Regions from separate parts of the Homo sapiens genome. Here regions 1, 2, 4 and 5 are each linked to region 3. A link is an interaction called in ENCODE POLR2A ChIA-PET data of the cell type or tissue named here. Cell type or tissue: MCF 10A. All regions are shown on one strand. Region 1 overlaps TJP1 (tight junction protein 1). Region 2 overlaps TJP1 (tight junction protein 1). Region 3 holds the start of TJP1 (tight junction protein 1). Region 4 overlaps TJP1 (tight junction protein 1). Region 5 has its middle 95 kb from the start of TJP1.

Evidence for each region. Peaks named below come from ENCODE experiments on the same cell type or tissue, not always from the same donor. Only the 100,000 strongest peaks of a DNase experiment are listed, where the experiment ranks them.
Region 1: POLR2A ChIA-PET joins it to region 3 with 15 read pairs; 5 of 35 experiments call an interaction of 5 or more read pairs at or near these places.
Region 2: POLR2A ChIA-PET joins it to region 3 with 36 read pairs; 6 of 35 experiments call an interaction of 5 or more read pairs at or near these places.
Region 4: POLR2A ChIA-PET joins it to region 3 with 17 read pairs; 6 of 35 experiments call an interaction of 5 or more read pairs at or near these places.
Region 5: POLR2A ChIA-PET joins it to region 3 with 16 read pairs; 15 of 35 experiments call an interaction of 5 or more read pairs at or near these places.

Annotation. Positions count from the first base shown.
Region 1 is chr15:29,733,784-29,738,783 of GRCh38, reverse strand. TJP1 (tight junction protein 1) reads left to right here. Exons shown (of 28, transcript NM_001330239.4): 11 at 1,370-1,520; 12 at 4,402-4,510. Among named protein-coding and RNA genes, the nearest start is that of LCIIAR, 61 kb to the right of the region's middle. In MCF 10A, no CTCF peak of the experiment used is centred here; DNase peaks (open chromatin) are centred at 1,953 and 3,453.
Region 2 is chr15:29,745,051-29,750,050 of GRCh38, reverse strand. All of the region lies in intron 8 of TJP1 (tight junction protein 1), which reads left to right. Among named protein-coding and RNA genes, the nearest start is that of LCIIAR, 73 kb to the right of the region's middle. In MCF 10A, a CTCF peak has its summit at 2,009 (motif pointing left); no DNase peak of the experiment used is centred here.
Region 3 is chr15:29,818,648-29,823,647 of GRCh38, reverse strand. TJP1 (tight junction protein 1) reads left to right here and starts at 1,180. Exons shown (of 28, transcript NM_001330239.4): 1 at 1,180-1,646. The coding sequence starts at 1,620. In MCF 10A, no CTCF peak of the experiment used is centred here; DNase peaks (open chromatin) are centred at 757, 1,147, 1,487 and 2,087.
Region 4 is chr15:29,754,445-29,759,444 of GRCh38, reverse strand. All of the region lies in intron 8 of TJP1 (tight junction protein 1), which reads left to right. Among named protein-coding and RNA genes, the nearest start is that of TJP1, 66 kb to the left of the region's middle. In MCF 10A, no CTCF peak of the experiment used is centred here; a DNase peak (open chromatin) is centred at 2,354.
Region 5 is chr15:29,915,321-29,920,320 of GRCh38, reverse strand. It overlaps a transcript of TJP1 not described here. Among named protein-coding and RNA genes, the nearest start is that of TJP1, 95 kb to the right of the region's middle. In MCF 10A, no CTCF peak of the experiment used is centred here; a DNase peak (open chromatin) is centred at 2,520.

The sequences.
Region 1 (5,000 bases), 85 kb after region 3:
AAGTGCTGGCATTATAGGCTTGAGCTGCCACACCCAACTGAGACCTGGAGTCTTAAGGACTTTGAGGAAATATTTAAAGAGGTTTCAGTACAATGGGTTTAGGAGAGGAATCTATGAGAATGCTTTTGACCTGGCTAGGATACCACTACAACCAAGGGGCTTGGACCATTTGTAGTAAAGCTGGTAAATAGTTTCATGGAGGGATCAAGGATGCCACCAGCCAGTGAGAGACCTCATCTGATTTCTCAGGCTCTTACTTTTATGACTAGCTGATGTTAGTTCCAGGTCAGGTAACCCAATCAGAAATGAATAAATAGTAAGTTCTGAAAGTTAAGGCGATCTCTTTAGTTGGCTTAAAGAGACTAGAAATCTCTCCTTCCTCAACACATTTCATTCATTTATTTGACTTTTTGTTGTTGTTGTTGTTATTGTTATCTATTAGTTTCTAATAATTTGGTTAGTATTACATAATAAAGAGTATAGGGATTTTTTTCTACACTTCTTGTCAGAATAGGTAAAATAGTGTATTTTCTTGCTAGGAATGTGAGAGTACTTATGAATCCCTAGAAGGGAAATATAGTGGGTAATTTTTAATTACAGTCTGTTTCTATCCAGTCAGTTCTTAGAAGGCATCCTTTAGTATTTGTTTTAAGGAATGTCACAAGGTTTCAACACTACACTGATGCTAGAGGTGGGTGTGTATGCATTATTTTTTTTTTCCATTCAGAGAACTAGAAAGGGACAGAATGGATATGGGGCTAATGTAGAAAGGCTGAATGACTATATGATTTGTATTGTAAAACTCAGAGGGGCAGCAGAGTAAGTGAACTACTCTGTGAACTACTGAAAGACTCCACCAACTGCAAAGTTTTTTTAAAAATCACTCTCTGTTACATGTAGAAATCACAATGCTTGGAGCCTTATTTTGAGTCCATCGTGTTAGGAAAATTAGCCAATTTATACTTCAATTTCTACCTTTATTTTAAAAAATTTGACTTTTCAGTTATTAATAGAAATGATGTGTGAATTGGGGTGGAAAAAATGGAAGATGTTTTTAGCCATTTGGAATGTACCATAACTCTTTGAGAGTTGAGAAAACATTGTTTTACAAAGTAATTTTATAAATTAGTTATGTAAAATAGTACTTGCATATTAAATTTGAATATTCCAAAACTGTTAATCAGAAAATAGTGTTATTAAGTCTGATTTGAATTCTAACACTAAATTTTATTTAGTAAAATAGTGGTATGAGAGAAGTTTTAGAAATGATGGTTCTTTATTTAATTCTGAATATAGTTTTCACTGTAGTGATTGCTATAACGTTTTAAGCTCTTCTTAACTGTTTCAAATGAAATATCTGTTTTAACAGGCCCAGCATGAAATTGGTAAAATTCAGAAAAGGAGATAGTGTGGGTTTGCGGCTGGCTGGTGGAAATGATGTTGGAATATTTGTAGCTGGCGTTCTAGAAGATAGCCCTGCAGCCAAGGAAGGCTTAGAGGAAGGTGATCAAATTCTCAGGGTATGTCAGTATTGCAACTTATGTGGGTTAAAAAGTATTTGGATCACCAGAAAAAGGTATCAAACAACAAGCTTACTATTGTAATTAGATTGTAATCTGTAAGCAGTCTCCATTGAGCCAGTTAAACTTTGAAAGTCAAAATCCATCAGGTCTACCTTATGCTGGACTTCTCACTTCCCATTCTTGTATCTTGCTCTTGTTTACTGCTATATTTTGTGTTAGTAAAGAATGTAACATTTCATTTCTACCACTCGTGTTCATGGAAATAAAAGAAAATAAGTCTTATATCCCGATGATAATATCTACCAGGTAGTCTTTGGAAGTTCAACTAAACATTCAGACTGGCAGGACTCTGCCATGGGCCACAACTTGGCAGCAAGCAACATCAAGTGTTCCTCTCCCATATGAGTCATCTTGAAGCAATCCACACAACCTCTGGGACCTTTTTAACCCCAGATAATGGCTCAGACACAGGGAGATGGAATTCACATCAAAGGCAAATGTGTAAGCTGCCTGGCTTTGAAACTTCATACTCCACAAGAGACAGGATTAGTTACACAAATCAGGAAAGCCCAGGTTAGATGCAGAGTATCAGTAGAGTCTATAGAGTCCTCCCTTCCTTCCCCATAAACGGTTTCACCTAGTGACATAGTACCATCTTAATCTGTCTCCTGTTTCTTTTTAAAATATCCAAACCTCCATTTGATTTGCTAGATTAAACTATGTCCCATTTTAATCAGAAGGTATCTGTCCATTGTGAGCTCCTACATTTATTCTGCTTCTCTACCACAAAGTCTTTGCCGTGGCCTCTCTATTCTGGTCTCTTTCTGTACTCAGCCTGCCTCTTGCCAGTGTCCTGGATTCAGCCTCCTGTCTGCTCCAGAATCTTGTAGCTTTGTTCACTTTCTTGTCTTTCTCTCTCCACTGGTTCTTCATCTATCTTCCACTGTCTTATTTGTCCTTTTTTGCTGTTTAACTTGTTGAAGGATGTGGTTGAGGCCCTTGCCTGTTTTCTTTTCAATCATTGTGGTCATACAGTTTTGCAGCCTGGCTTCCACCTTCACCACACTGAAGCTCAGTTTTCAATAAGCCATTGCTGAGTTAATGTCATCCTCAAGCCTCATTTTCCTTTATTTTTTAGCAGCGTTTTGACTGTCTTAATCTTTTTTGAAGTACTTTTTTCCTTAGATTCCATAATACTGCCATTCTGGTACATTTTTTTATTCTTTTCCTGCCTCTTTACTGATACTTTTAAAACTTGGAGAATGTTGGTAACTCTCTGCTTCTCTTGCTACACTGCCTCTTTCTTGGGTTTGGTTGCTCAAGTGAGCAGCTCGTAATCAAAGTCTTTTCACTTAGCAATTTCCTGAGCTCTGTCATTTTCTCATTGAATCCTCCTCCTTTTCCCTTCAAACTTAGCATGTCAAAAAGTCAAGGCATCATGGTGACTTCAGACCTATTTCCATCTGATCTGATATGGTCATTCTTTCTGATGATGTTTACATTGTTGTCAATCAAGTTAGGTCAAAAACATTTAAATACAACATGTATAATAACGTTCACTATACCAAGGAAAGTAAAGAGACCTATTTTCTTACCCATCTCTTAACCCTGTTTTGAAGTAATCAGGGCATACATTTTTTTAAACGTTTCTTTCTTTTTTTTTTTTTTTTTTCCTTGAGACAGCGCCTCACTGTCACCCAGGCTGGAATGCAGTGGTGTGATCACGGCTCACTGCAGCCTTAAACACCTAGGCTCAAACATTCTTCCCCTCAGCCTCCTGAGTAGCTGGGACCACAGGCATTAGCCACCACACGTGGCAAATTTTTGTATTTTTTGTAGAGGCAGGGTTTCACCACGTGGCCCAGACTGGTCTCAAATTCCTGGGTTCAAGCAGTCCACCTACTTTGGCCTCCCAGAGTGCTGGGATTACAGACATGAGTCACTGCGCCTGGCTAAAAAATGTTTCTTAATAGTTCACTTTTGTTTTGTATCATAAAAGTAAGTGGTGCGTGTCAGGTTTTTTTGTTTCTAGGGTTTTTTTTTTTCTTTTTTAATCTGGAAAATTTCCAAAAGGTGGAAAGAAGAAAACCTGCCTGTAATCCTGCACACAGTCACTGGTGACATTTTAATAAGTTCATTTTGGCATTTAGAAGCTTCTAATAGAAGTAAATATTAACTTGGCAAACACTGAGCCTGCATTACACAGATGCTCTTACAGGGTTGCTACAGTGCAGATTGTCTTTTTAGTCCCATTTTCTTTTGATTTTTTTTCTCAGCAACTTGTAAAAAGTTACCTTTTTTCATCTAAACTGGTTAAATTTTACACAGATCTTTAATGTCAGGACACACTGAATACTATTTAAATAAATTTATACCTTTAACTCACTTTATTTGTTTCTGTTTTTTTAAAATTAGAGTGTATTCTTTTCTCCAAAGTAAAATAAAGTTTTTGGTCTTAAAAGATGTGATATTTTCGGCCGGGTGTGGTGACTCATGCCTGTAGTCCCAGCACTTTAGGAGACCAAAGCGGGCGGATCACCTGAGGTCAGGAGTTTGAGACCAACCTGCCCAACATGGTGAAACCCCATCTCTACTAAAAATATAAAAAAATTAGCTGGGTGTGGTGGTGGGCACCTGCAATCCCAGCTACTCGGGAGGCTGAGGCAGGAGAATCACTTGAACCTGGGAGGTGGAGGTTGCAGTGAGCTGAGATCGTGCCATTGCACTCCAGCCTGGGCGACAGAGCGAGACTCTGTCTCAAAAAAAAAAAAAGATGTGATATTTTCAAATTAGGTAGACTGAGAGTATCTGTGTCCTGCGTATGTTATTTTCATATTCTTAAACAGCCAAGAATGATTTATGAAATCTTATTTATTAGGTAAACAACGTAGATTTTACAAATATCATAAGAGAAGAAGCCGTCCTTTTCCTGCTTGACCTCCCTAAAGGAGAAGAAGTGACCATATTGGCTCAGAAGAAGAAGGATGGTGAGATGCTGTCAGAAAATGGAGGAGATAAACCTGTAGAGTTTGAGGACTTACAAAGGGATTTATTCCATTTTTAAAAAATAAGTCACTCATAGTTGAGTGATGAATGAATTTGTTAATCTCAAAGAAAGTTATGTAATTCTAAGTCATTTAGGAGCACAGAATTTCAGATGATTCTCATTAGCAGAGCATGCTAATAGGACTAACCTTTATAGTATTCTAATTTAAATAAAATGCCATCCAACCCTTTACAAGTGATAGAAAGTGTTGATTTATTAGCCATCAGAACCATACAAAAGTATATATGAGCAGCTTTCAGATTTTGTACTGATGTTTCTAAGCAATACACTCAGATGTTTATTAGCATTAATTCAAGAGAAAACTCCATTTTTTCTGTGATACAATTTTCACTTAGAGCCAGGTTTCTCAGCCTTGGCACTGTTGACATTTTGGACCAAATAATGTGGTTTTAGGGGCTGTCCTGTGTATT
Region 2 (5,000 bases), 74 kb after region 3:
TGGGTGACAGACCGAGACTCAGTCTCAAAAAAAAAAAAAAATTAGCCGGACACAGTGGCATGCTCCTGTAATCCCAGCTACTCAGGAGGCTGAGACAGGAGAATAACTTGAACCCAGGAGGCGGAGGTTGCAGTGAGCCGAGATTGCGTCACTGCACTCCAGCCTGGGTGACAGAGCGTGACTCCGTCTCAAAAACAAAGCACAAAAGAACCACAGATAGAAGGAGCAGCTACTCTCCTTGGTGCTGAGATAGAGTGCCAAAGGAAGAGGCTCCCACTCACTCATCCTCAGGGCTGAGATCTGGCCTTCTTGGAAAGGGAACAACGGTGCTCACTGAGTGGCCGAGAATTTGCTGTGGTATGTCACCAGACGAACTTGCATGGTATTTGTACTCCCATGTGCTGGGGAGGTATCTCATGGGAGACTTCACACAACAGAACCGTTTGAGAGAGTCTCTGGAGCAGGCTGCTGGCCACCGAGTACTTTAGGATGCTGGGCACTGCAGGAGCATGCTGAGGGGATGCACCTTCTCTCCTACAGCGTCTCCCCAGGACCCTGTACTGACCATGCTGCATGCCCTCTGCCTCTACTAAATGGCTCCAAACAGCTGCAATTTCACAACCAAAGTTTTTTACTTGAAACAGCATGTTACTCCTTGCTAATCTAATTGAGTGTGTATTAATCGGCTACACTGGTCACACATTTGATTGGGTAAGACCTAAAGTAGGCTCTGCTTAACAGTGAGTCCGTTCATGTGACCTATAAAATCTCTCTCAGAGACTCCTTTCCAGTCCATCTTTGTCAGCTGTCTTGTCTAGAGCTTTCAACTAGCTCATAGCCTCCAGATAACAAGGTCATTACCTTTAGATTAATACGTGCAAGTTAATACAAAAAAAAAAAAACAACAGAAACTCGTCTTACCCTTCTGGGGAAAAGCAAAAGTGCCCATAAGAGGATCTTGAGGTACCTTAAAATGCCCAAAGTTTCCTTCTAGGCTACCAGGAGCTGGAATACGTAAACATGAACCTGACTCCGAACACATAATTTTTATAGAAAGCTTTCCTCATAATAGCAAACGCGCGCGCGCACACACGCGCACACACACACACACACACACACACACACACATTTTTAAGCTTAAATATGGAGAGCCATTAGGATAGAATTATGTGAGGAAGGGCTGGGCATGGTGGCTTGCACCTGTAATCCAGCACTTTTGGAAGCCGAAGTAGGAGGATAACTTGAACCCAGAAGTTCGAGACTCGCCTGGGCAACATAGCGAAACCCCATCTCTACAACAAGTAGAAAAAGTTAGCAGGGTATGGTGGCACGCATCTGTAGTCCAGCTACTCTTGCAGGCTGAGGTGGGAGGATTGCTTGAGCCTGGGAGGTTGAGGCTGCAGTGAAGTATGATTGTGCCACTGCACTCCAGCCAGGGCAACATTGAGACCCTGACTCAAAAAAAAAAAAAAAAAAAAAAAAAAAAGAATTAGGAAGGTTTGGGAAAAATGTGATTCATTATCACAACCTCACAATTTCTTTCAATAATTGCCACTGATTGTTGACTAATTTCATGTGTAAATTCAGATTTTATCTTGACTTCATAGTCACATTTGCTTGTGAAAGAACATTTTAATGTTTGGAAAAGTTGATTATTTTATTTTGTGCTGTAACTCTAGATCTGCATAGTCCAACACCATAGCCAGTAGCCACATGTCACTGTTCAACATTTGAAATGTGGCCAGTCCAAATCGAGGTGTATTGTTAGTGTGAAATGCACATTGGATTTTGAAAACACAGTATGCAAAAAATGTAAAATACCTCATTAATAACTTAGATGATGAAATACTACTTTAGATACATTGAGTAATAAAATTTATAAATTGATTTCGCCTTATTTTATTTAACATGGATTCTAGAAAATTTTTAATTACGTAAGCAGCTCATTTTATAATTCTCTTAAACAGTACTGTTCTAGATCTTTATGTATTATTGAAAAATGCCTCCATCTTTTGGTAGATAATGGAAATGCACTAACAAAAGCTAATATTTCAAATATTAATTGTATGAAAAATTGAATAGAATGGTGTGAGTCCCATTTATGTGAAATGTTGTTTTGGAAGGCTAATTGCATTTAATGTTATAATGATTGTATCACAGGACAAAAAGGTAATTAGCAATGGGGTATGCAAATTGGCCAAAGATAAAAATACTCCCAGAAGTTTTGTGTGATATATGGAGCAAGAGCCCTACATGTATAGCCAATGACGACCTATCGTTTATCATTGAGGAGAGCATTTGAGTTAAAATATTGTAAGTTAAAATACCAAGATGGTAATGTCTGTTAATCACATTTTAATTTTTAGAAGTTTTGATCAGTTACAAGAAAGAAGAAAATTAATTGGAATTCTTACCTTTTCTAAACAAATTCTGCTTTGTACAGAGCAATAGAAATCTGTAGAACTATTAAAATTTTGTGGGTAACTCATTCTCTTTAAAAATACTCATTTTAACTTATTTTTTCACTTTTCTCTTTTTAAAAATAATTTTGTATTTATAATATATTAATCATATTTTTTAATGCAAACAATGCAGGGATAATTTACTATTTTGCACTTCCCTTTTAATCTGAGGAGCACAGCACAATTTGGGGATAGAGCTTAATTTTGTTGATTTATACTTAGCTAATTGTGATATTTTATTACACAAGTAATGGCTAAAAATTTTGATCTTTTACAATTTATTGTATTTATTTATTTATTTATTGAGACAAAGTCTCGCTGTCTTGCCCAGGCTGGAGTGCAGTGGCGCAATATCGGCTCACTGCAACCTCTGCCTCCCAGGTTTAAGCGATTCTTGTGCCTCAACCTCCGAAGTATCTGGGATTACAGGTGCGTGCCACCACACCCAACTAATTTTTGTTTTTTTAGTAGAGAGGGGTTTTCACCATGTTGGTCAGGCTGATCTCGAACTCCTGACCTCAGGTGATCCACCGACCTCGGCCTCCCAAAGTGCTGGGATTACAGGAGTGATGTTTCATGTTAAACATCATTTGCATATTTAACCGGCCAATCTTTTCCAATTTAAAAGTAGCTCATCCTTGTTTGAGCTAGAAAATATCTTGGCTTTTTTTTTTTTCCTAAAAGATTGTTCTACTTCAGTGCAGCTCATTAAGAATATACCAACTTAAAAGTAGAATACACCTCCACAGAATGGTTAAAAGAATACAAAAATAGAAACTATGCAAAGTACTTATTTTTTATTCCTTCAGGAAGACAACATAGAAAGAAACCTTTTCCTGAAAAGAGACTACTAATAATATACGTTAATAAAACCAAATTTTATGTTTAAAGTTAGTCTTTAAAAATAATTTTAAATATATTTTTTCAATCTTTATTATAATAAGTAAATTTTTGTAAAAGTTGAAATAGTAGAGATAACTGTAAAATTCCTCTTGGCTACTATTTTGGCTATTTTTCCCTCCAAGGTGAACCACTGTTGCTTATTTGGTATCTGTTGCTTGTCTGTACATGGGCATGTGCAAACATGTCTGTTTATATTTTAGAGAAAAGTTTTTAAATAGCTATATGGTATCCTGCTATATGTATTCTGTAATCTGTGTGTCTTATTTGGCATTTTGTTTTGAAGTTATTTTCTTTCTTTTTTTTTTTTTGAGACGGAGTCTCACTCTGTCGTCCAGGCTGGAGTGCAGTGGCTCCATCTGGGCTCACTGCAAGCTCCGCCTCCCGGGTTCACGCCATTCTCCTGCCTCAGCCTCCAGAGTAGCTGGGACTGCAGGCTCCCGCCACCACGCCCAGCCAATTTTTTTTGTATTTTTAGTAGAGACAGGGTTTCACCCGTAGCCAGGATGGTCTCGATCTTCTGACCTTGTGATCCGCCCGCCTCAGCCTCCCAAAGTGCTGGGATTACAGGCGTGAGCCACTGCGCCCAGCCGTTTTAAAGTTTTCATGTCTGTACATATCATTCTATTTCATTACACCTAATTTTAATAGTCTTTTACAAACAATGCATGCTTATTAGAACAAGTGAAATAGATCAAATCCACCAACTCCACTTCACCCCCAGTTCACCCCCAGTTCTCACTCTTCTTGAATTAAGCCATTCTCCAGACTCGTACTGACATTTGGTATCATATATAGGGTTTGGGTTTTTCTTTTAATAATTAAGAGATCAGGATTTGAATTATTACTCAGCTAAATTATTTCAGTTGAACAATACAAGGTGAACATCCAGTTTATTCTTTTGATAAGAAACTTTCCGTATTATGGACATCTTGTTTCTAGGTATTTGCCTGCGAAAACATGGCAGTAAGCACCTTCGTACCTGATTTCATGTACTGTGCTGGTGCATTTTATTTCTAAAGTCCTTAAAGAGTGTGTTTGTGTTGTTCAAAATTTTTAATGGCTAGTACCAGATTACTGATATAGCTGTGTTTCAAATGTAAGTCTTTATAATATCTTTTCCTGTGCAAGTAAAAGTTTTTAATCTTGTCAGATATTTTTATCTTGCCTTTATGGCTTCCGAATTTCTATCCTACTTGCAAAGGCTTCCCCCAGTCTAAAGTTTTAGAATGTTTAATGTTCTTGTTACTGGTGTTATTTTTTCCCTTTCATTTCCATCTGATTGTTGACGATATTGACAAAAGATTTTTTTATGTAATTAAAATTATCTTAATTCAGGAAATTTTTCAGTAGTCTTTAATATTCATTAAGTTTTTTTTTTTTTTTCAATATTTTGGGACCATTAGCTCGTGATTATACTACCTGGGTCTTCAAAATCAGAGTGAATAACAGTAGTGTTCACAGGTATCACTGTCCTGTTACTGAGTTTGGTGTAAATAGTGTAAATACATTCAGCATTTCACTATTTGATAGGATGTTTGCTCTTGGTTTTAGAAAATAGTTTCTTTCATAATTATATTGCTTATTTCAGTTTTTGTTTAGGAATGACTGCAAATTTTCTCATGCCAGTTTGATATT
Region 3 (5,000 bases):
GCAAGATGTGTGGCACTTCGAAGCCTTAATTGATACTTATGTATCACCTACACATACTTCTTTGTTAAATTTGTTCTTTTCATACAGTTGAATTCTAAAGAGAAAACCATTGTCTAAAGCCTGATGTTTATGATTTCTTCCATTTCTTCTGTGCCGGTTGTGGCACTATACCAGATACTTTAAAGATGTTATCATTGATGTTACTAAGGATTTCTGGCATTTTTTGAAGACCTTTACATTTACAAGTGTAGATTAGTGAGTCTAGGATTGGTTTCTTACCATGTTCCTTGGTGTTTAGCAAAGCCGTCAACATTGTGGGAAGTTTGTGTAGTGGCTGATTAAACTGGACCATGGACTGCACGTGTTTACACCCTTTTCTGCCCAACTTTGAGTTGGAGGGACAGCATTGGAATGCAGGGCAGCTTGACCCGTTCGGTCAACAAGAATTTCAGCAATCTTGATGGCCAAAAATAAACTTTTCAAGATTCCTGTCTAGATGGGCGGGAAAGAGACTTTGGATATATCTTGAGGTCTAATGTGGGGTGTGGGCCGAGATGTCACAGGTCTCTAGGGTGTTTCTCAGGCTGCTGCCTCCGGGTGCCCATGACCTCATCACCAGTTTCAGCCTTGGCAGTCGGCGCCGGTGAACGAGAGCAACGCTTCTGACCCTGCCGGAGCTCCTCGGAGATGAAAGCCATGACGCGCCTTGCAGAAAATGCATTCCGCCTTCCGTGGGAACAACGCCGAGGCACGCGGTGACAGCCGTGACCATGCTGTTTGCCCAGTGAAGGAAACAACTGTCGGGTATCGGCTCTGCCGGCCTTTCCAGCCGCACTCATGCATGGGGCTCACCCCATGATGTGCGTGGCTTGTCGAGGAGCAAGTGGACAAGTCTCTTAAGGAAAGCTTTGGTGCACAGGCGCTTTCTCCTTGGGGGCGAATTCTGCCAGACCTTGGATAAAAACAAACAGGAAGACTCGCACGGCAGCGGAAACTGTCTTCCAAGTTACTTGGGTTACCCGGCTTTTCCTTCCGCGCTTGGGGTCGGGACCCCGGCCGCTCGTCCCGCCCCCTCCCCCGCCGCGGCCCCGCCCCCTCCCCGCCTCGCCTCGCCTCGCCTCGTCCAGCCCCGCCCCCGCCGGGCCGGGCATGCTCAGTGGGCCGGGCCGGCAGGTTTGCGTGGCCGCTGAGTTGCCGGCGCCGGCTGAGCCAGCGGACGCCGCGTTCCTTGGCGGCCGCCGGTTCCCGGGAAGTTACGTGGCGAAGCCGGCTTCCGAGGAGACGCCGGGAGGCCACGGGTGCTGCTGACGGGCGGGCGACCGGGCGAGGCCGACGTGGCCGGGCTGCGAAAGCTGCGGGAGGCCGAGTGGGTGGCCGCGCTCGGAGGGAGGTGCCGGTCGGGCGCGCCCCGTGGAGAAGACCCGGGCGGGGCGGGCGCTTCCCGGACTTTTGTCCGAGTTGAATTCCCTCCCCCTGGGCCGGGCCCTTCCGGCCGCCCCCGCCCGTGCCCCGCTCGCTCTCGGGAGATGTTTATTTGGGCTGTGGCGTGAGGAGCGGGCGGGCCAGCGCCGCGGAGTTTCGGGTCCGAGGAGCCTCGCGCGGCGCTGGAGAGAGACAAGATGTCCGCCAGAGCTGCGGCCGCCAAGGTGAGCGCCTCCGCGGCCGCCAGGGCCAGACCGGGCCGACCGTCGCCGCCCGCCCACCGGCATCTGGCCCGCGTCCCGCCCTCCCTCGCTGGCGGCTGTCTGGGCCCCGGGGCGGCGGGGTGGGCAGGGCTGGCGCGGGGCCGCGGGCCGCGGGCCGCGGGCCGCGGGGAGCCCCTCGGGCGGGGGCGGCGCGGGCCGCACTGGGGGCGGCCGGGGAGGGGGCTGCGGGCGCCCGGCCGCCGTACTGGGCAGGTGCATAGCTGCCGGCGCCTGTGCCTGGCTGCGGCTCGCTGAGGGCGGGGACACGCAACAGGTCCCTCGCGGAGAAACTCGGCTCCAGTGAGGGTTCGGGGGCTGGAAGCCGGCTCTCAGCGGGTCGGGGCTTGGGGTGCCACCTCCTGCTGGCCGGGAGCTGCTGTCTTTGGAGGAGTGGTTGGTCCCCGGCGAAACCCTGTAGTTTCGATCTGATGTCACTCCCTGCGGTATGCGCACGCCAGCGATAAGGCTTTGAGACTGCAAAACACTCCACTCAGCCTGTGAGGCGTAGTAGGTCGGGTTTTCTTTCATGCTGTATTACTTATTTAAGGTAACTTTGAAAATAACCTCTTTAACATTTAATAATTTAACTTGAATTAAACTTTCACAAGTAATACAAAGTATTCCTACGAATGGACAATAAGATGAGCACTTAAAAATTAGTAAAGGCCGGTGAGTTCAGCCGAAAAAAGTAACGTTTTTCCTGTTACTTTTCCTATGTGCTCTGAAATATTATTGCATTTTCCCATTGCTTTGAAACTAACTTGTGTATTACATTAAAAAGCCAAAGTTCCTGAAAAACAGCTAGGATGCTCCTCCCATTTTGTATATTAATTTTTTCATCATAAAATAGTACTTGTTATTTCAAACAAAGGAATACAGAAATGTGAGGAGTAAAAAATCTCCCCTTTAAAGAATATCAATTCATTACTTCAAATAGTATCGAGATACTTGGGCAGGTAGTGGTTTTCTGTGTGTATTTTTGTTTGAAATGCTTACCCGTAACATCTGGGAGCAGGAATACTATGCCTCTGAAACTTTTGAACTCTCACAGAAGCTTGTTTGCTGGCTGGGAGAAGCTAGCGGTTACACTTATTAATGAATAGATTGTTTTAAGGGATATAGTATTCTTCGTTTAAGAAAAATTTAACTTGCACCTTTTGACCTTACATTGAGGAAGAACAATCTAAAGGTAAAACTTGATCCAGAGATTTAGGATAAAAGGCAACATTTTGCTTTGGTTTTAAAATAAGCTCCCATTATTTGTCTTTTCTGGGGCTTTCTTTCCTAGGAGGAAAGGCTTTGTTTCCGTATTACACAGAATGTCACTTTGTTCCTGAAGTGTGATCTCTGGTACTTAATATGCAAGACAACACACTTTTTAAGAGGTTATTTCAAGTATGGAGAGAAATACGTTTTCAATGGATTGCCACAGTAAGGTAGGAGGAGTACTTCTCCTGAATTATAGTATTGAGATTTGTATGGCATATTGAAAAGCATCACTCGTTAAATATTACGTTGTAGGGACTTTTTTGCATTGTAAACATTTGCGAGTAAAGGGCAAGTTGAAAGCTTTTTTTTAAGATGCTGTATTATGGAGCCACTTCAGAATTTTATATAGAGCAAAACAGGCCATAAATGAATAAGTGAAATGAAATAATATTCAGTGACCTGTTTCCGTAAGTCACATTTAATTTTTGAAGGTGATTAAAATGCTTACTAAGAGCCAGGCTGGACTCAGTGCTTTACATATGATGCGTTTGTTTTCCCCACCCTCCTTTCAGTTTGGAAAAAAAAAAAAAAAAAGGCAACATTAATTTGGAAGCTCGCTGTTACTGTTTTAGCATGATAGTTTGGGAAACTCTTGTCTAATAAGCCAGTGCTTTTGATTCGGTTTTCTTTATAATGGTTGAATAGTTTGTCATCCTATGAATATGCTGCTGTTTAGATTATCTTTGCTTTCTTGATAGACATTTGTTTCCAGGATTTTGTTCTTGGAATAGTAGCCTTTTTATATCTGTACACATATATTACTGTATATCAGATTCTTAAAAATGGAATTACCGAGGCAAAGGCTATGTGCAGTTTAAATTCTGATATATACTACTAAATGTTTCTCTAAAAAGACTACCTAGAAATAAATATAACAAATATTGGTGAGCTACTGGAATCTTAATGAAGGACATAAAGTGAGATCTGAATAAACGAGATGAAACAATGTATTTTCTGGATGGAGACAGTCACTGTTGTAGAATTTACTAATTTTCCCCAAGTCAGTGTCTTCTAGTGTTGTATTGTAGAAAACTTGACATATTGATAAGAAAACCTACATGATAAAATGATAGCGACAAAATTTTGGAAAAAGAAGGCCGTATCAGGAAACTTGTTAGAAATTCACAGTCATTTAAAGCAGCCCGTCAGTTCAGGAACCAGGGAGGTCCAGAAACATCTGTGCATTTATGGGCTTTTAGTAATTATGATCATCAGTATTATTGCATGTCAGGTATTGTTCTAAGTGCTCAATTTATTTAATTCTCACAGTAACCCTATGAAGTGAACTATTATCTCTACTTTTTGGTGAAGAAATTGAAACACAGAGATACGATAACTTTTAAGTTCATTTAGCCAGCAAGGTGGAAAACTACGAATATGTGGTAAAAAATAATATTGTAGACTATTGGAGAAAGTGGCTTGTTCAATGTATGGTGCTAGGACTATTGGTTATCCATTTTTTAAAAATGTTTTCTGCCTCATAGGCTAAAAAAAATCAAAGGAAATCTAAATGACAAAGAGCAATAAAAATTCTAAAATAGAAGAAAATGTAGAATACTACTTAAAAATATGTATGTACCTAGATTGAAAAGAATCCTCCGTGCATGATACTAAAGAAGTAATAAAGGCGGGTGGGTCACTTGAGGTCAGGAGTTCGAGGCCAGCCTGGCCAACATGGTGAAACCCCGTCTCTACTAAAAATACAAAAATTAGCCGGGCATGGTGGCGCGTGCCTATAATCCCAGCTACTTGGGAAGCTAAGGAAGGAGAATTGCTTGAACCTGGAAGGCGGAGGTTGCATTGAGCTGAGATCGGGGCCACTGCACTACAGCCTGGGCGACAAAGTGAGCTTCCGTCTCAAAAACAAAAAGTAATGAAGGAAAAAACGTGGCCGGGCGCGGTGTAATCCCAGCACTTTGTGAGGCCAGGAGGGGCGGATCACGACGTCAGGAGTTCAAGACCAGCCTGACCAACATGGTGAAACCCCGTCTCTACTAAAAATACAAAAAAAAAAAAAAAAAAATAGCCGGGCCTGGTGGCGAGCAC
Region 4 (5,000 bases), 64 kb after region 3:
GTTAATTAACTTGGTCTCGGTCATCATTTGAATATGTATATCAAAACATCACTGTTGTACACCTTTAATAGATACAATGTTTATTTGTCAATTGGACCTCAGTAAAGCTGGAAAGAAAAAGTAAATTTGGGTCTAGATCTGAAGAGATGATTTAGGATTAGAGATGTTGAATTGAGACTTAACTTGCATAGAGGTGTTAGCTGAAGCCATAGAAGTCACTAAAATTGCTAAGAGAAACAGTTTGGAAAGAAGGCAGAGAACTGGATAACAGGGAGCACGTTCTTTTAGGAAGGTGAAGAGGCGAGGGAGAAGTAAGAAAAGGGAGGCGTACCTAGCCAGGAGAGAGCTTTTTTAAAGTTTGTAAAAAACCGCAGTGACAGTGGTAGTTAAAACTGTAAAGTGTTTCGCATTCTACTAAAATGGGAACTAGTAAGAGAAGAGGATAACTTGTAAGAGCTATGAATGTGGTTGCTAATTCGTATCTACTGTAGTTTTTATGTATTTGTGAAGCTGATTATTTCTAAATTTCAAACCTAGATTTATAAATTATGAGAACCCTGGTGTTTATTTTAAGGATGTAATGATTTTTTAAAGGAATATTATGGCATGTTACGTGTAAAGTTGGCTTATCTTATAACTGATGATGATTTTTAATTGCTGCAGTTAATATATTCTAAAAATCTTCCTGGCACAGCATAGATTGTTATCAGGAAAAGGATTACTGCCGCAACACATACACACACACAGTGATATAGCACCTTTGATGATTCACGGGAGCAGCTGTAATTTTAACATCTATTTCTCAGCTAGAAACCATGCTTAAGTAATTTGGACATGATTTCCCCTTTTAAATAACGCAATCTGAATCAAAATCTCAAATGTTGGGCCATTAGTTTAGATTGTAAAAAATTTTCAATCTTAGAAAATTCTTTTTGATGTCCACTTTCTTCATTTAGAGTTCCTCAGCACTTAGAATCTGTAACCTTAACTTAAAAGTGGAGGGTTTTTCCCCCCTAAAATTACTATTTTTGTGTTATATTGTGATTTTTTTTTCTCCTAGGTATCTTAAGTATTTTCATGGGTAGCACCAGTAATATGGGAGCTTTTAAAAATACAAACTTCTGGGGCTTGCTTTCAGCTGATCTGAGACGGAAGCAGGCAATACATTTGACCCTCGAACAACCTGGGGTTTAGGGGGGACCAAAACCTCCCTCTCACCCCCGACACACAGTCAAAAATCCACCTGTGATTTTTAACTTCCCAAAAACTTAACTATTAATAGCCTACTGTTGAGTGGAAGCTTACTGATAACATAAACAGTACAAAGTTTGTAGGTTAGATGTATTATATTCAGTATTCTTAAAGTAAGCTAAAGAAAAGAAAGTGTTAATAAGAAAATCATAAGAGAAAATACATTTACTGTTCATTAGGTGAAAGTGGATCATCATAAAGGTCTTCATCCTCGTTTTCCTTCACTGCTCATTTCCTTCATCCTTGTTTTCACATTTAGTCGTCTGAGGAATAGGAGAGGTTGGTCTTTCTGTATCATGGGTGGCAGAGGTGGAAGAAAATTCGAGTGTAAGTGGACCCACACAGTTAAATCTCATGCTCTTCAAGGGTCAACTGTATTTTTTTGTTTTTAAGCTCCTGGCATCTTTCTCTTATGTGCACTGCTAGATGTGGGAACTAATGGTTAGAAAGTATAGTGTATAAAAGAAAAGGTAACTTCAACTACAGAAGGAAAAATCTCTTCAGGTTCTTTTCATATTTTTTGTGGTGAGAATTTAATTCCTGAAAATTTAGTAATCTGCCTACAGACAAGATATAAATAGTACCAGTTGCTTAAAGGTTTCATTTCCACCCCAAAGTTGAATCTTCAAATCCTGTAACTGTGGAGTTTTAATTTAGAGCATTCCCTGCATTTTGAGAAACAACTTAGATACATTATAAGAGTAAAATGCTAGTGTAAAAAAACACTAAAGGACTTCCATATATAGTCTTTTGTTTTTTTTATTTAATTTTGGCTGTATAAGTGTCTTTTTGTTTTACAAATTGTATGTAAATTATCTTTAAAGAAGTGATAAAAAAATGACCTGGTCTCTGTGAGAAAGGTTTCACTTGAGTGTAAAAGGAAGTCTGTCTTGGCAAACATCAGCCCTGCCCTGTTCTCTTCCTAGATTTCTGAATACTTTTGTATATTTTTAGGATGTGCGATTATCTGCTGAGAATAATAACCTCTTCATCTTCATTTTGTGAGAAGTGATAGAATATAGTGAATTCTTAGGGCTTTGGAGCCGGACTTCCTGGGTTCATGTCCCAGCCTGCCTTTGGTTACTTGCATAACCTTGAAACCTCTGTGTTTCAGCATCCCCATATGCAGTGAAGCAGGCAGGTCATACGTTACAGAATGGTGAGAAATTAGTTATTACAATACCTGGCACATGTGTTCGCTACTGTAATTATTATGGTGATTCATAGTAGTAATAATAGTATCATAAGTTAGAATTTCCAAATGTGCTTTCTTATCTGCTTGTATTTAACCATTTTCTGAGATTTCCTCATTCTATATAGTTAAGCAAACTAAAATTGAGAGGTTGCAATAAAGTCCAGGGTTATGTTGTTGACCTGGGATTGGGGCCAGGATTAAAACTGTTGGCTCTTTGACCCAAATCTTTGACCTTACTGGTGTAGAGAAAGAAATTTCATAGCTTAATTACTACTTAATCTTCAGGAAACTAAAATCTACCAGCGTTCCATTGTTGTCATGACCTACTTATGTTCCTCTGTGTGATATTCTTTTCTTAGAGAGCAAACATATGGAGAGAATTCTGAGAAAAACACACAAGCTTGTTCTTCATTATAATTAGATGAACAAAGTATCCTCACTGTTGTCTAGAACTGGAGTTGGCAGACTGCACTGTGTGGGCTAAATCCAGCCTCCTCCTTTTGTAAAGTTTTATTGGAAACCCATTCCACAATGGCATAATCAAGAAGTTATAAGAGAGACTATATGGCCAAGGGAGTCAATTACAGAAAAAGTTTCCAAATGCTTTGTCTGGAATGTTAAAATAGTTTTGTTTTTAAATTCAAAAAATACATATACATAGGGAAAATAATTACAGTGGTTTTCTTATAACTTGATGCTTGTTGCTGGGCTTGTTTGCTTTGTTTTGTATTTCACTTAGTATTGTTGCAGAGCCCAGTCTGGGCCAAGACTTGGGCTGTAGGAGCTGGGAATACTGAGAGAGCCCACAGTTGATGGTGACACTTTGCTTCTTGGTGATTACTGAGTGGGTATCATTGAAAAGAGATTTCACTGATCTTCCTGTAGTCCCTGCATAAGTAGAGAGTATTTGATTTGCAGGGTATGATCTAGGCCTCTGCTTGGTTAGATTGTATTCTTCCTCATATTTACAGCTATTTTAACAGACCCATTTTATGTTTCCCTCTAACATTGTATGTTAGAGGGAACAACAGGTGTTTACCTTTTTTATTCTATAAATTTTTATAAAAGTGAGCATGATTAGTCATAAGCAGGTACAATATTGAAAAAATTCTATTACAGTAAAAGTTCAGACTAACAGGATGAAATTGAAATGTGGGAAATTTGGATTGTCAAGATTTACATTTGGCATTCTACCCATTTACATTTGTTACACTCATTCCCTGAAACCAACAGAGTTCATCTAAGGCCTAAACTGTTTTCTAAAGTGTTTGGGGAATGTGTTTTCACAAATAGAAAAACAGTCCAGTTTATATTTAGCAAATCCATTTTACGAAAATGGTTAGTTCTGAGAAACTTAAAAGCAGTGTTTTCAGAAGATTGAAACTTTGTAACAGTTATTTAATCTCTTCATTCATTGTTCCTCCTGAGAAATGCCTCTACTGAATTCTAAAGTAAAAGGTGTGTCAGCATTGATACAGCTTATGATACAGCAAATACATGACAGTAAAATTGAATTTTCTGAATCAGAAATTTTTAGCCTAAATTCACGTTTGGCCAAGTTAAGATCATATATTTGGGATCAAAACCTCTTATCTATACAATCCACTCCATATTAGGAGTTTTCCAAGAGTGCTGAGTAAGTCCAAATAAACATGCAGGTAGAGCATATAATGTGCAGTCACGTGTCACTTGATGGGGATACCTTCTGAGAAATGCATCCTTGTGTGAACATCATAGAGTGTACTTACACAAACCTAGGTGGTAGAGCCTGCCACACACCCAGGCTATATGGTGTAGCCTATTGCTCCTAGGCTACAAACCTGTACAGCAGGTTACTGTACCAAATACTGTAGGCAGTTGAAACAGCAGTTAGCATTTGTGTATCTTAAACGTAGGAAAGGACAGTACAACTACAGTATTTTAATCTTCAGGGACCACTATTGTCTGTGGGGTCCATTGTTGATTAAAATATCCTTATGTGGTCTTAGCTTTTAAATTAAAGATCTAGTTTTTTATTTACACACCTTTTCCTCTACCTTCCATAATTGTTTTCGTCAGCATTTGAGAACTATAAATATTATTTCATCTTACTGTATATAGTTTCTGTCACATATTGCTTAATTTTCTCTGAAACTTACATACAGGTTGAGCGTAGGTAATCTGAAAGTGCAAAATCCAAAATGCTCCAAAATCCAAAACTTGAGTGCCAACATGACGCTCAAGGGAAATGCATTTCAGACTTTGCATTTTCAGATTAGGGCTGCTCAATGGGTAACCAGTATGATGCACATATTCCAAAATCCGAAATCCAAAACAGTTCTGGTCCCAAGCATTTTAGGCAAGGGATGCTTAACCTGTGCAACTTTGCCAATAGGCTAAAAATTATTGTTGAAACATCCTAATATTGATGAGCATTTTTTTTTCTATTTCAAATGTGGAGAGGTAACGATCTTCTGACTAGTGAATTTCTTTTTAATTTTTTTGACTTTTAGGTTTAGGGGTACATATGCAGGTTTGTTACGTAGGTAAACATGTGTCATCGTGTTTTGTACGT
Region 5 (5,000 bases), 97 kb before region 3:
GAAATGCTAAATAAAAAGATCTTCTGTTCTCATGAACCACTTACAACTTGGGCTTTATTTTTACCTGTATGGAAAACATGAAAAGTAACAAGAAAAACATGTTTACGTTTGGTTTTGACCTAGCACTGGTCTCTGAAGCAGGCCCCAGTGAGAGTTCGTACTGTAACTAACAGGCTCTGTGACCCTGGGCAGGTTCCTTACCTGGCAGTGCCCCAGTTTCGGCATCTGTGCATGATGGTGGTACCTGTTCTGCCTCTCTTGCTTGTGAAAATGCACAGAAAGAGCAGTGTAAGTGTCAGATGTTGTGTCTGCCTAGATGGCTTCAGGGCCTGGACTTACCACCTTAGCACTCAACCACTTGCATCCTTTCTGTCTTCTGGGGTCCCATCTCTCTTGCAGAGTCTTGTGTCATCTCCCCCACTGGGAAGGGGAAAGAGGACTGGCCCAATAGGGCCCCAGCCATGTGGTAATTGGGGCTGCTTAGCCCTGCCATCTGCCTCCAGGCAGAGTTGTTTCCCAGAGGGTCCAGAAGAAATGAACAGGCTGGGAGCAAGAGAAAATCTTGTCCATTGGAGAATGCCTGTCAGGAGGCCAGGCTGATGAGGGCAGCTGGTCCTGAAGTCCCTCTGCCTAAGAGCTCTCTCTCCAGACCCCCAAAATGCCCAGGGCTCTCTCCCTCACTGCACTCAGGTCTCCAAGGTCACCTCTGGTCTTTCCAGTCTAGCACTCCACCTGGTTACACCCTATCCCTTTTCCCTGCTTATTTTCCTCATAGGACATTACCTAACAAGGTATATTTGTTTATCGTCCCTCTCCCGCCTTAGAATGAAAACTGCACCAGGACAGGAACTTTTGTTTTTTTCACCTCTGTTCCCAGCACTTAGAAGGGAAGAGTGCCTGATACATAATAGACAAAAAACACTGTTGTATGACTGCATGAATCAATCAGAAACAAAGCTACAGACCCATAGTGTGAGGCCAGAAGCTTTCATCTCCTGTGCCCTTGTGCCCACCAACCTAATGCCCTCTGGGCCTGCTGCCCCTGTTCCTGGGACTTTTCTGCTCCTCTCCTCTGATGGAGACCTTGTTTGCCTCTTTTTTGATTCATGATTTGCTTAGGTACAGAATTCTAGCTTAAAAGGTATTGTTCTCTGAATTTGAAAAACATTGTTCTACTCTAGCATCTGAATGTTGCTATTGAGACCTTTGATACTATTCTGTGTCCCAAACCTTTGCATGACCTGCTTTTTGCTCTGGAAGGTTTTAGCGTCTTTATTCCCGGCATGGTGACATTTCACCACGATGTGCCTTGTATGGTCTATTTTCATCTTTGCAAGCCTCTTGGAAGGCCCTTTGAATGTGGATACCAATATCGTTTTGGGAGGAAATATCTCCCGTAGTTTATTTGATAAACACCTTTCTTCTCTCTAGAAATCCTATAAATTTGCTGTTGGACCATCTTCATTGATTATTATCTTTTCTCTACTATGTTTGATCTCTCTTTTTACGCTATTTGCTGGGAAAGTTCTATGACTTTATTTTCCAACCCATCTAACCTTTTTTATTTATACTTTTTTTTTTTGAGATATGTTCTCACTCTGTCACCCAGGCAGGAGTGCAGTGGCACAATCTCAGCTTACTGCAGCCTCGACCTCCCCAGGCTTAGGTGATCCTCCCATCTCAGCCTCCCGAGTAGCTGGAACTACAGGCATGTGCCGCCACACCTGGCTAATTTTTTTGTAATTTTTTGTAATGATGGGGTTTCGCCACATTGCCCAGGCTGGTCTGGGACTCCTGAGCTCAAACAACCCACCCGCCTTGGTCCCCCACAGTACTCGGATTACAGGCGTGAGTCACTGCTCCTGGCCTATACCATTTTAATTTTCAAGAGCCCTTCCTCCTTATTTATTTTGGTTTCTGTCTTTAACGTTGGGAAGTTTTCCTAAAAAGTCCTCTGATCCTTAGTTATCTGTTCACATGTAAGAGTGAATCACTAGAAAGCAGGGATATAAAGATGTATTTGTACACCCAATTTCATAGCGGCGATATTCGCAATAGCCAAAAGGTGGAAGCAACCCAGGTGCCCACTGATGGATGAATGGATAAATAAAATGTGGTATATTCATACTATAGAGTGGTATTCAGCTTTAAAAAGGAAGGAAACTCTAACACATGCTACAACATGGATGGACCTTGAGGACATTATGCTGCGTGAAGTGAGTCAGTCATAAAAGGACAAATACTGGATGATTCTTCTTACATGAGGTACCTACAGTAGACAGAGTCATAGAGAAGAAAGTAGAATGGCAGGGGTTTGGGGGAAAGAGGGAGTGAGGAGTTAGTGTTTGATAAGTACAGAGTTTCAGTTTGGGAAGATGAAAAAGTCCCAGAGATGGATGGGGGTGACGGTTGCACAACAATGTGAGTATACTTAATGTCGCTGAACTGTTTATTTTAAAATGGCTAACATGGTAAATTTTATGTTATGTGTATTTTACCACCAGAAAACCCAGTGAGTCACTAGGAAGCAAATTGGAAGCTCTTGAGCAAGCCAGCTCTTTTCCTGGGAGAAACTGTCTCTGCAGGTCAGGGGAGAAAGTGTCTGTGCAGGATCTGGGGATCCAAGTGTTGCATATGCTGGCATTCATTCACTCCCCTGTTCTCAGCCCTACACCCACCCTACTATTCCCTTTGTGGTTGGGTCCTGCTCCCCTAAGCCTGGAGCCTGGGTTGCAGAGCAAATTTGTTTCTGTGTGGTCTTCCCCTCTGTAGCCTCTGCTATTTCTCATCCTATAACTACTTCTGTATTCATTTTCCATCTTCTGAAAAGTGTTGCATCTCTTGTTCACTTGGATCTTTTCTTCTTTGTGGCCTTATATATTGTTTTTGGCAGGGGTTCAGGAGGGAGAGGAGGTAATACACATGTACTATCCACCCTTTTAATTAGAAGTTAGCTTAGGTATTTTTAATAGTAGTGAGCATGTAATTATGGATATAGCACTTTAATCTTTTGAATCCACTCACATACAAATGAAAATTCAAAATGCTTATTTCAGCTAGCGATTCAGTTTATCTTATTGTACACATCAGTGCAGCCACCACCTAGGAGCTGTGATGAAGATGTGGAGTCGGCATCTAAAACCAGTGAGCTATAGACACCTTCAAGGTCGTATCCTTTTGTTTACAGCTGAGCTAGCATAGCTGTGTGTCCTGATAGGACGAGACAGTTCTTAAAGAAAGCAGAAAACAACAATAATGAATACTTTATGGACCTTAATCTTAAATGTCTTCTATCCTTGTCAATTCTCTAAAGGGGTTGAAAAATACACCATGAAAGGTGGTGGTGGAGGGGGGGTTCTGTGTGCGTATGTGCACACGTGCATGTGTGTGTATTGGCAGGTGGAAGAGTGGATTAAGGGTAGGGCTTGAAAGGAAATGGCTCTATGATGTCACAGCTCACTGTTTTGTAGTGGTTTATCCTAATTGTTTAGTTAATACTGTATAATGACATACTAAAATTAACTTGAGTTAGTTTTTAATCTAATTTATGATGAACATATATTAACATTTAGGTACATTTGCTCTATAAATGTGGGATCCATAAGAAAGAATCCCATCTTTGAATTGCAACCAAATATTTTAGAACAAGTAGGTCAGGTTGTATGGAGCTAATACAACTTGAGCAAAACTTCTAGGACTAGAGGAAATTGTGTTTGTGCAACAACGTTTGCGTAGGGCTTTAAAATTCATGAAGCTCTGGTAGTTTCCATTTTGGCTTTCTATTGTAGGAAGTAAATGTAATTTTAATAGTACCTTTTTTTTTCTTTTTTAATTAAGGATGATGTTAGCCTCCAGTGAATTAAATGTAAAGGAGCTCATTACCCATTCAGGAAATCCAGTTCTGTCTTCTCAAGTTGCTCTGTTATGTTGAATCCTGTGTGTAAAGATCAAGTGCCAACCCAGAGCATTTCATAGGGCTTCTGAGACCTTACAAAAATGCTAGAGATATATTATATACTAATATATTGATATTTTAAGACACTGAAGAAAGAGCTATGATCTTTTTTTTTTTTTTTTTTTGAGACAGAGTCTTGCTCTTGTCGCACAGGCTGGAGTACAGTGGCGCAATCTCACTGCAACCTCCACCTCCCGAGTTCAGGTGATTTTGCTGCCTCAGCCTCCCGAGTAACTGGGATTACAGGTGCCTGCCACCACGCCCGGCTAATTTTTGTATTTTTTGTAGAGGCGGGGTTTCACCATGTTGGCCAGGCTGGTCTGAAAATCCTGACCTCAGGTGATCCGCCCGCCTTGGCCTAGTAATGTTTTTATAACGTGGATTTTAAAGCATCAGTTTTAAAAAGAGGACAGCTCCTCCAACTGAATACATTTTTCAAAAAACATGAATAAAGTAATTATTCAATAAAAGGACAAGTTTCTTATCAAATTTAATTTCAGTAGTTACAACTTGAATGTTTTACTCTCTAGTATCTTACATTGCCATATACCAAAACAAAGAAAGTAGCTACATACTTTGCATTCAAATTTTAATTTTAAAAGTTTTTTGAAATGATCTTCAATATCTAAAATTTTGCAACTGGAATATAATTGATGACAAACACTAAGAAAGTGCTTTGCTAGAGCACTTCATATATTTATTCAGGCTCTAAATTCTTTTCTAGGTTGTATGAAATCTTACTGGGCAAACTGAAGGAAGATTTGGCAATGGTTAAGGTTTAAATCTTAGTATAAAATCCTTTTTAACAAGTAAAGCTAAATCTACATCACAGTAAATGAGATTGTATGGTTTGGAAATCATCTTTGATAAAGACCAGTAACAGAGCAATGATTTTCCAGTTGGAAGGGAGTTTAACTGGTAATGGGAGTGATGTTGGCTGACAGTGGGAGGTTGTTAAATTTATGTAGAAGAGGAATTGGGGAATCATTAGGTTTTTGGTTAATTCTTATAGTAGTTGGCCAGTAAACAGAATCTCAAAAAAAAT